Linked DNA regions of Homo sapiens: regions 1 and 3 are each linked to region 2. Evidence: read pairs that join two places in POLR2A ChIA-PET (ENCODE). Cell type or tissue: Caco-2. All regions are shown on one strand. Region 1 overlaps LOC107985386 (a long non-coding RNA gene). Region 2 holds the start of LINC01275 (long intergenic non-protein coding RNA 1275). Region 3 has its middle 87 kb from the start of LINC01271.

The links. ChIA-PET counts read pairs that join two places held together with the same protein. Peaks named below come from ENCODE experiments on the same cell type or tissue, not always from the same donor. Only the 100,000 strongest peaks of a DNase experiment are listed, where the experiment ranks them.
Region 1: POLR2A ChIA-PET joins it to region 2 with 5 read pairs; 2 of 35 experiments call an interaction of 5 or more read pairs at or near these places.
Region 3: POLR2A ChIA-PET joins it to region 2 with 7 read pairs; 4 of 35 experiments call an interaction of 5 or more read pairs at or near these places.

What each region holds. Positions count from the first base shown.
Region 1 is chr20:50,243,938-50,246,437 of GRCh38, forward strand. All of the region lies in intron 1 of LOC107985386 (a long non-coding RNA gene), which reads right to left. Among named protein-coding and RNA genes, the nearest start is that of PELATON, 22 kb to the right of the region's middle. In Caco-2, no CTCF peak of the experiment used is centred here; no DNase peak of the experiment used is centred here.
Region 2 is chr20:50,164,686-50,167,185 of GRCh38, forward strand. It overlaps LINC01275 (long intergenic non-protein coding RNA 1275), which reads right to left and starts at 1,515. Exons shown (of 2, transcript NR_183899.1): 1 at 1,345-1,515. RefSeq lists an enhancer at 857-2,056. In Caco-2, no CTCF peak of the experiment used is centred here; a DNase peak (open chromatin) is centred at 1,536; H3K4me3 peaks cover 1,099 bases.
Region 3 is chr20:50,407,465-50,409,964 of GRCh38, forward strand. No RefSeq gene overlaps it. Among named protein-coding and RNA genes, the nearest start is that of LINC01271, 87 kb to the left of the region's middle. In Caco-2, no CTCF peak of the experiment used is centred here; no DNase peak of the experiment used is centred here.

The DNA.
Region 1 (2,500 bases), 79 kb after region 2:
TGCAGGTCTGTGAGGCTCACTCTGCCTGTGTGCCAGCCGTTATCCCAGGCACCAGGACCAGGCACTGGGCCCCACTAATGAGAGAGGGAAAAATTTCTGTTGTCATGGAGCTCATAACCTGGCAGGGGGACCTAGAGTCCCTGAACCTTCCCAAGGCCAGGTGCCCCAGGAGGCCTGCTCCTCCTGGGCCTGCTGACCAGGCCAGCGGGGTGAGCGGAGGCACCCAAGCTTCCTTCGAGGCTCCGATGTCAGTGACCACCACATCTGGCTGGGCACCCACAATAATAATGGCTTACATTTGCATAAGACTCTGCCCGGGCTGATCCAGGACCCTTTCTCGGATGAACTCAGCATCTTCGTGGCAACCCTATGAGGAAGGCGAGGCAGCATGGCTCACCCTTTGTATGGATGGAGAAACTGAGGCTCAGGCTCACTGGACCATTCAGCCAGCAAATGGCAGAGGCAGGATTTGAACCCAGGCTGTCTGGTGCCAGGGTCTTCATTTCCTCATTCCATCCTCTGTGGATGGGGACAGCGGTGAGCGAGGTGGTTTATGCTGGCAACAGAGGCCCTGCTGGGGATTGAGGCTGGGAAGGGTGCGGGTGTGCTGGTGGCCCGCCAGCTGCCACCTGGGTTGGCCCTGCTGTGTGGCCCTGAGTCACAGCGCTGTGTCCTGGGAAGCTGGTTGTGCTCCGGGCACCCGTGGGGCCTGAGTCACAGCAGAGCACACCCTACCTTCCTGCCTACCTCCCACCTGGGCCCAGGGACAGGCAGGCCCTCTGAGCAGGTTCTTAGGCAGGCAGTCACATCTCTGCCCAACGTCAGGGGCAAGAAAGAGGCACCTGTGTGTGGCTCCAGAAGCACATTCCTGCTTCCTGTCACTGAGCCCAAATCCATCCTTCCAAGCTACCCTTTGGATGGATTAGCTGGCAGGTAAAGTACTGAGCTCCCCGTCACTGGGAGCATTCAAAGCAGGATAGCCTGTCAGGGGTGCTGAGAAGTGTTCCTGAATCAGGTAGGGCCTGCTGCTGGAGTATGTGAATTCCAATGCCCTAAACATGTGCTTATGTGCTAATTTTTGAATAGCTATGGTGAGCAAATGCTACAAAATCCAAAAGTAGAAAGGGGTATGGAATGAAAGGCAATTCCTCACTCTCTCCTTTCCCCAGCCTCTGACTCCCCCTCCTTAGAGGCAGCCACTGTTAACCTGCTATTTTGGCCAGAGTTAATTTATGTACATACAAACAAATATCTATGTTGTCCTTGCCTCCCTCCCACCCTTCCACACAAATGGTAGCCAATATGTTTCTTACAGTGTTCTGCTCCTCATTTTTTTTTTTTTTTAATTATTTGACAACTTATCCTGGAGACTGTTCTAGATCAGCACACAGAGCTGCCTCATTCTTCTTACCTAGCCACATGGTATTCTGGCCCCTTCCCTTTTAAAATCTATAACTGATTTGATTAAAGGAATTTTCAACCCTGAATTCTACATATTGGGATCTGCACTGTCCTTTGCTCTGGTGGTGGCCTGAGAACATTTTCAAAATTTGGCTGGAGACTATAAGCTCTTTCCACATCCGTGGGGATTTTTGTGTTCTGTTTTTAGTTGACTAAGGCGAGGGCAGCTTTTCATTCACAGCTCTCCACGCCAGGCAGGCACTGGTAATCCACTGGTGAGCCCCACGGGCATCAGCTCATCTGCCGACAGTGTGGCCAGGCTGTGGGAGGAGTATGTGGTGGCAGGGAGCCCAGAAGAAAGGGCTTCCTGTGTTTGTTTAAGTAAGGGGTTAGTGATGGCTCCTCAGAGGTGGGACTATTTGGGCAGGGCCTTAAGGGATGCATAGGAGTTCCTACGAGGAGAAGTATGGAGATGGGCTTGCCAGACAGAGGAAACTGCATGATAAGCGAAACTGCCTGGTAGATGCAGAAACTCCTACCAGCATCCACTTACTGAACACCTACTAAGTGCCAGGCACTGTACTACGTACTTTACAAGTCATTGCTGCATTTCAACTCTTGACAGTTGTAGGCTATTACTAGTCCCATTTTACAGATAGGTTAGTTGAGGTTAGATAGGTTAGAAAAGCCCAGTAACTTGCTCACAGCAACACAGCTACAAATATCGAAGCCTGGGTTTGAACCCAGGCGACTTGGGCTCTTGGCCATTCTACTATCCCACAAGGGTCAAAGGGTAGATGGCGAGGTCCCGAATGCTAGATCTTGACCTTTCAACCTTCCCAGCTCGGGTCCTGCCCCTGCTCAGAGGCCCTTAGTTGTTCCCCACTACTCCAGGACTCATCGGCCTGAGCTGCCCTCTCCCTCCAGCCAGGGTGGGCACCTGGGGCAGCATCAGCCTTTCTGGGTCTGGCTGGGTGTGCTGGGTGCTGCAGGAGGAGCCACACATGGTACTAATGGAGCCAGGGAGCAATTAGGGGGGCATATACCCTGGCCTGTGCCCACTGACCGGTTTTGGATGTAGTTGGAGATGGAACTGGCC
Region 2 (2,500 bases):
GTTTTTAAAATCAGAAAATGTCACATTGGTGCAATGCTATAATTTAACTTCTTTTCTTTCTTTTCTTTTTTTTTTTTTTTTTTTGAGATGGAGTTTCGCTCTTGTTGCCCAGGCTGGAGTGCAATGGCGTGATCTTGGCTCACCGCTACCTCCGCCTCCCAGGTTAAAGCAATTCTCCTGCCTCAGCCTCCCGAGTAGCTGGGACTACAGGCACACGCCACCACACCCAGTTAATTTTTGTATTTTTTTTTTTTAGTAGAGATGGGGTTCACCATGTTGGCCAGGATGGTCTCGATCTCCTGACCTCGTCATCTGTCTGCCTCGGCCTCCCAAAGCAGTGGGATTACAGGTGTGAGTCACTGCGCCTGGCCTATAATTTAATTTCTATCGTTCAGATTCAAATCTCGTTATTTATCCCAATTAGGAACTGAGACCCTTTTTTTTTTCTCTGAGTCTGCTTGCAAGGGACATCTCTTATTCTTAAACTAGTGACTATCAATGTCATTGCACCCCTTCTAGGGAGGTAAAATGTCCTTCTGCCCAAAGAGAAGAAAGTCAATAACACATAAAACCTGTTTAAAGAATCTGTGCTTAGAAATCCTCCTCGTAGGCCAGGCGCGGTGGCTCATGCCTGTAATCCCAGCACTTTGGGAGGCCGAGGCAGGTGGATCACCTGAGGTCAGGAGTTCAAGACTAGCCTGGGCAACATGGTGAAACCCCGTCTTTACTAAAAATACAAAAATTGGCTGGGCGCGGTGGCGCATGCCTATAATCCTGGCTACTCGGGAGGCTGAGGCAGGAGAATCACTTGAGCACAGGAGGCAGAGGTTGCAGAGAGCTGAGACTGCGCCACTGCACTCCAGCTTGCGCGACACAGCGAGACTCTGTCTAAAAAAAAAAAGAAAAGAAAAAGAAATCCTCCTCATCCTCATAGGCTCTGTACAGTTACAGCAATGGTTCTCAGTTGGGGGTGATTTTGACTCCCAGGGGACATTTGGCAATGTCTGGAGAAATTTTTGGTTGTCACAACTGGAGGTGGTGATTTACTGGCATCTATTGGGTAGAAGCCACGGATGCTGCTAAACATCCTACAGAGGACGGTTCCCCCGCTGCCTGACAACAAAGAATGACCCAGTCCAGGATGTCAATGGGGCCAAGGTTAGAAATCCTGACCTGTAAGTAAACTGAAGAGGCATGCCTTTTTCTGTTGCAATGGAGCTCCCGTGGATCTACAATTCACCCCAGCAATTCCATTTCCCCCCACCTATGTCACAAAATCCCACCTCTGTAGGCACAGGGAGGTCCAGCCAAGTGTGTTTAGGATCGCTGGAAACTGGAACCAACCTGCATGCCCGTTAGGAGGAGACAGATCAAGCACGTAGTCACGCTGCGCTGTGTTGCTTCCCTCCGCTTCTTTTGCTCCTGGGTAAATAGGGCGGGGGAGGTGAGATTGGAAGGATGCCAGGAATCTTGGGCCCAGCTGCTGCTTTATGACTTAGGGATATAACTGCTTCTGACTCATGCGTGCTTGGCTCTTTGTGATTATGTGCTGAGACACGTCAGCGGGAGGCTGCCCCGGAATGTCTCCCCATGCGAATCGAGGGTGGGGCCTCTGCTGAGTCACCTCTGGCTCCTAGAAGCCTGGCTCAGGGTCAGCTCATTTGAAAAGCGGCTGCCTTTTCTTCTTTTCTCTTCTCTTCTCTTTTTTTTTCTCTCTCTCTTTCATTCACATTATAGCTTGAGTCAGAACTTCATTCCTTTTTAAGGCTGAAGGACCACATTTTGCTTGTTTGTTCATGTGATCGATGATGATGGACACTTAGGTTGTTTCCACTTTTTAGCTATCGTAAACACTGTTGCTAATGGAATATGGGTGTACAAATATTTCTTCAAGATCTTGCTTTCAATTCTTTTGGGTATATACCCAGAAGTGGAACTGCTGCATCATATGGTAATTTCTGTGTTTAATTTGTTGAAGAACTGCCATACTGTTTTCCAGGTTGGCTGTTCCATTTTTAAATTTTATTTATTTATTTATTGTTTATTTGTTTATTTTTTTGAGACGGAGTTTTGCTCTTGTTGTCCAGGCTGGAGTGCAGTGGCGTGATCTTGGCTTATTGCAACCTCCGCCTCCCAGGTTCAAGCCATTCTCCTGCCTCAGGTACCCAAGTAGCTGGGATTACAGGTGTGCGCCACCATGCCCAGCTAATTTTTGTATTCTAGTAGAGACAAGGTTTCACCATGTTGGCCAGGCTGATCTTGAACTCTTGACCTCAAGTGATCCACCTGCCTCAGCCTCCCAAAGTGCTAGGATTATAGGCGTGAGCCTCCACGTCCGGCCTGGCTGTTCCATTTTATATTCCAACAGTGCACAAGGGTTCCAATTTCTCTACATCATCACCAACACTTATTATTATTATTATTATTTTGGAGATGGAGTTTTGCTTTGTCACCCAGGCTGGAGTGCGGTGGCGCTATCTCAGTTCACTGCAACCTCCGC
Region 3 (2,500 bases), 240 kb after region 2:
GGAAGAGGACCCCCATTCCATGTGGTCCCACTAGCCTACTGATTTATGTTGCCAATAGTTTATACCACATGGCTTTATAGAACATGTTTATTCAGCGGGGCACGGTGGCTCGCACGTGGAATCCCAGCACTTTGGGAGGCCGGGGCAGATCGCTTGAGGCCGGGAGTTTGAGACCAGCCTGGGCAACGTGGTGAAACCCCATCACTACTCAAATTACAAAAATTAGCCAGGCATGGTGGCACATACCTGTAATCCCAGCTACTCAGGAGGCTGAGGCAGGAGAATTGCTTGAACCCAGGAGGTGGAGGTTGCAGTGAGCCGAGATCGTGCCGCTGTACCCCAGCCTGGGTGACAGAGTGAGACCCTGTCTCAAAACAACAACAACAAAAGAACGTGTGTATTCATTTATTTTTCCTAGTCTAACTCCCCACCTGATACTCCTGTCCGCTCCATGAGAGGAGAGTTTCTGTGCATTTTTTTTTTTTGAGATGGAGTCTCACTCTGTCACTCAGGCTGGAGTGCAATGGCACGGTCTCTGCTCACTGCAATCTCCGCCTCCAGGGTTCAAGTGATTCTCCAGCCTCAGCCTCCCAAGTACCTGGGACCACAGGCACGTGCCACTACACCTGGCTAATTTTTGTATTTTTAGTAGAGATGGGGTTTCACCATGTTGGCCAGGCTGGTCTCGAACTCCTGACCTGTTAATCTGCCCCCCCTCGGCCTCCCGAAGTGCTGAGATTACAGGCGTGAGCCACCGCGCCCGGTCTACGTTTCTGTATGTCTTGATTGCTTTTTCATCCTCGGGTTCTAAAGCCTAGACAGGCACATGGTCTTTGTTAAGTAAATGTGTTGAATAAATGCATGTATGAATGGATTAGCACATAAAGAAATGAATGCATGAATGGATAGGTGCATGAATAGCTGGGCCCAACAGAATCAGTTAAGAGGCTTAACCACACACACACTCACACACACACACAGACACAAGCACACGCACACACAAACACACACACCTACATACACATACAGAGGTGCTTGAGCCCTGCTCCAAAAATAAAAATAAGAATCAACCCTTAATGATCACTTACTCATTAAGTATACCAGGCGCCACGTTTAGCCTGTGATGTAGGGCATTTCACTGAATCCTCATGACCACCCTCTGCGGTAGGGACTAATGCTATACTTTTTTCATATGTCAACCCTGAGGCTCAGAGAGGTAAAGTCACTGACCCCAGGTCACACAGCCAAGAGGTGGAGGAGCCAAAATTGAATTCAAGATCTATTTGATTCCAGAACCATGCCTGACCTTACTGGGCCAGCGGGGTCACCTCTGAATCAAGATTTTTAGGATTCCCCAGGTGATTCTGATGCACAGCCAGGTTGAGAACTCCTGGGCCAGAGCATTGAGGTTTGGGGGAGTCTGCTGGCTTTGGGACCAGCTGATCCAGCCCCTGTGCTGCCTCGCAGCCTGGTTCCTTATCTCTGACACAGGCGTGATGGCAGCGCCTACCTCAGGGGATTTCAGGAGGACCTAATGAATTAATCCACACAACGTGTTAAGCAGAACACAGTAAGCACTTCTCACAGCTCCCCTGGGTGCAGACAGATGCATTCCCAACCTCCTAGTGCAGTGCCTGGGACAAGCTGGAAAGGGCATCTCAGCAGCATTCGAGAGGCTATCGCATCTAAGAGTGAACGGGAATGCTATAGTAATTCCATCCCCCAGAAAAACATCTTGCAGAAATACTCGCACACGTCCACAGAGTTGTGTGCCCTACAGACCACGACAGTGTGGCTTGTGATAGCAAAAGCCAGGAAGCAGGCCCAATAGACATGTTTAGGGCAGGGCTCTCCACTTCAGCAAGGTGGACGTTTGGGGTCACATAATTCCCTGTTGTGGGGGCTGTCCTGGGCGTTGTGGGATGTTTAGCAGAATCCCTGGCTTCTACCATCTAGATGCCAGCAGCATGTCACTACTCCAAGTTGTGATGACAGAATATGTCTCCAAAATCGCTGAATGTCCCCAGCATTGCTGAATGTCCCCTGGAGGAAAAAAAAAAAATCACCCCATCCAAGTGGAGAAGTTTGTGACATGCCCAAGGAGATGGAACTCATATTTCAGCAAAGCTGTGACTTTATCCTGCACTAAGTCCCAGGTCACACTTTTCCTATTTGCTTTTTGTGGATTCCTTAGACTTTGCTCCATTCACAATCATGTGTTCTATGACTAGAGATAATTTCATTTCTTCTTTTCCCATCTGGCTGCCTTGGCACGTTTGAGGACAGAACTTGCACAACACAAATTGTAGCTCAAGTGGATTATGTAATCTGCACAGGGATGCTTTTTCGGGAAGTTAACTTTGTTCAAATATTGAAAATTCGTAAAATAGAAGAATATGAATTTTTTTAATGGGACCACCCACAGAGGGCAATTTTCTCACAGTTTGCTCGTCTGAGTAGCTTTCTCCATTTTGAAATTTTATTATAAAGTTGCAATCAC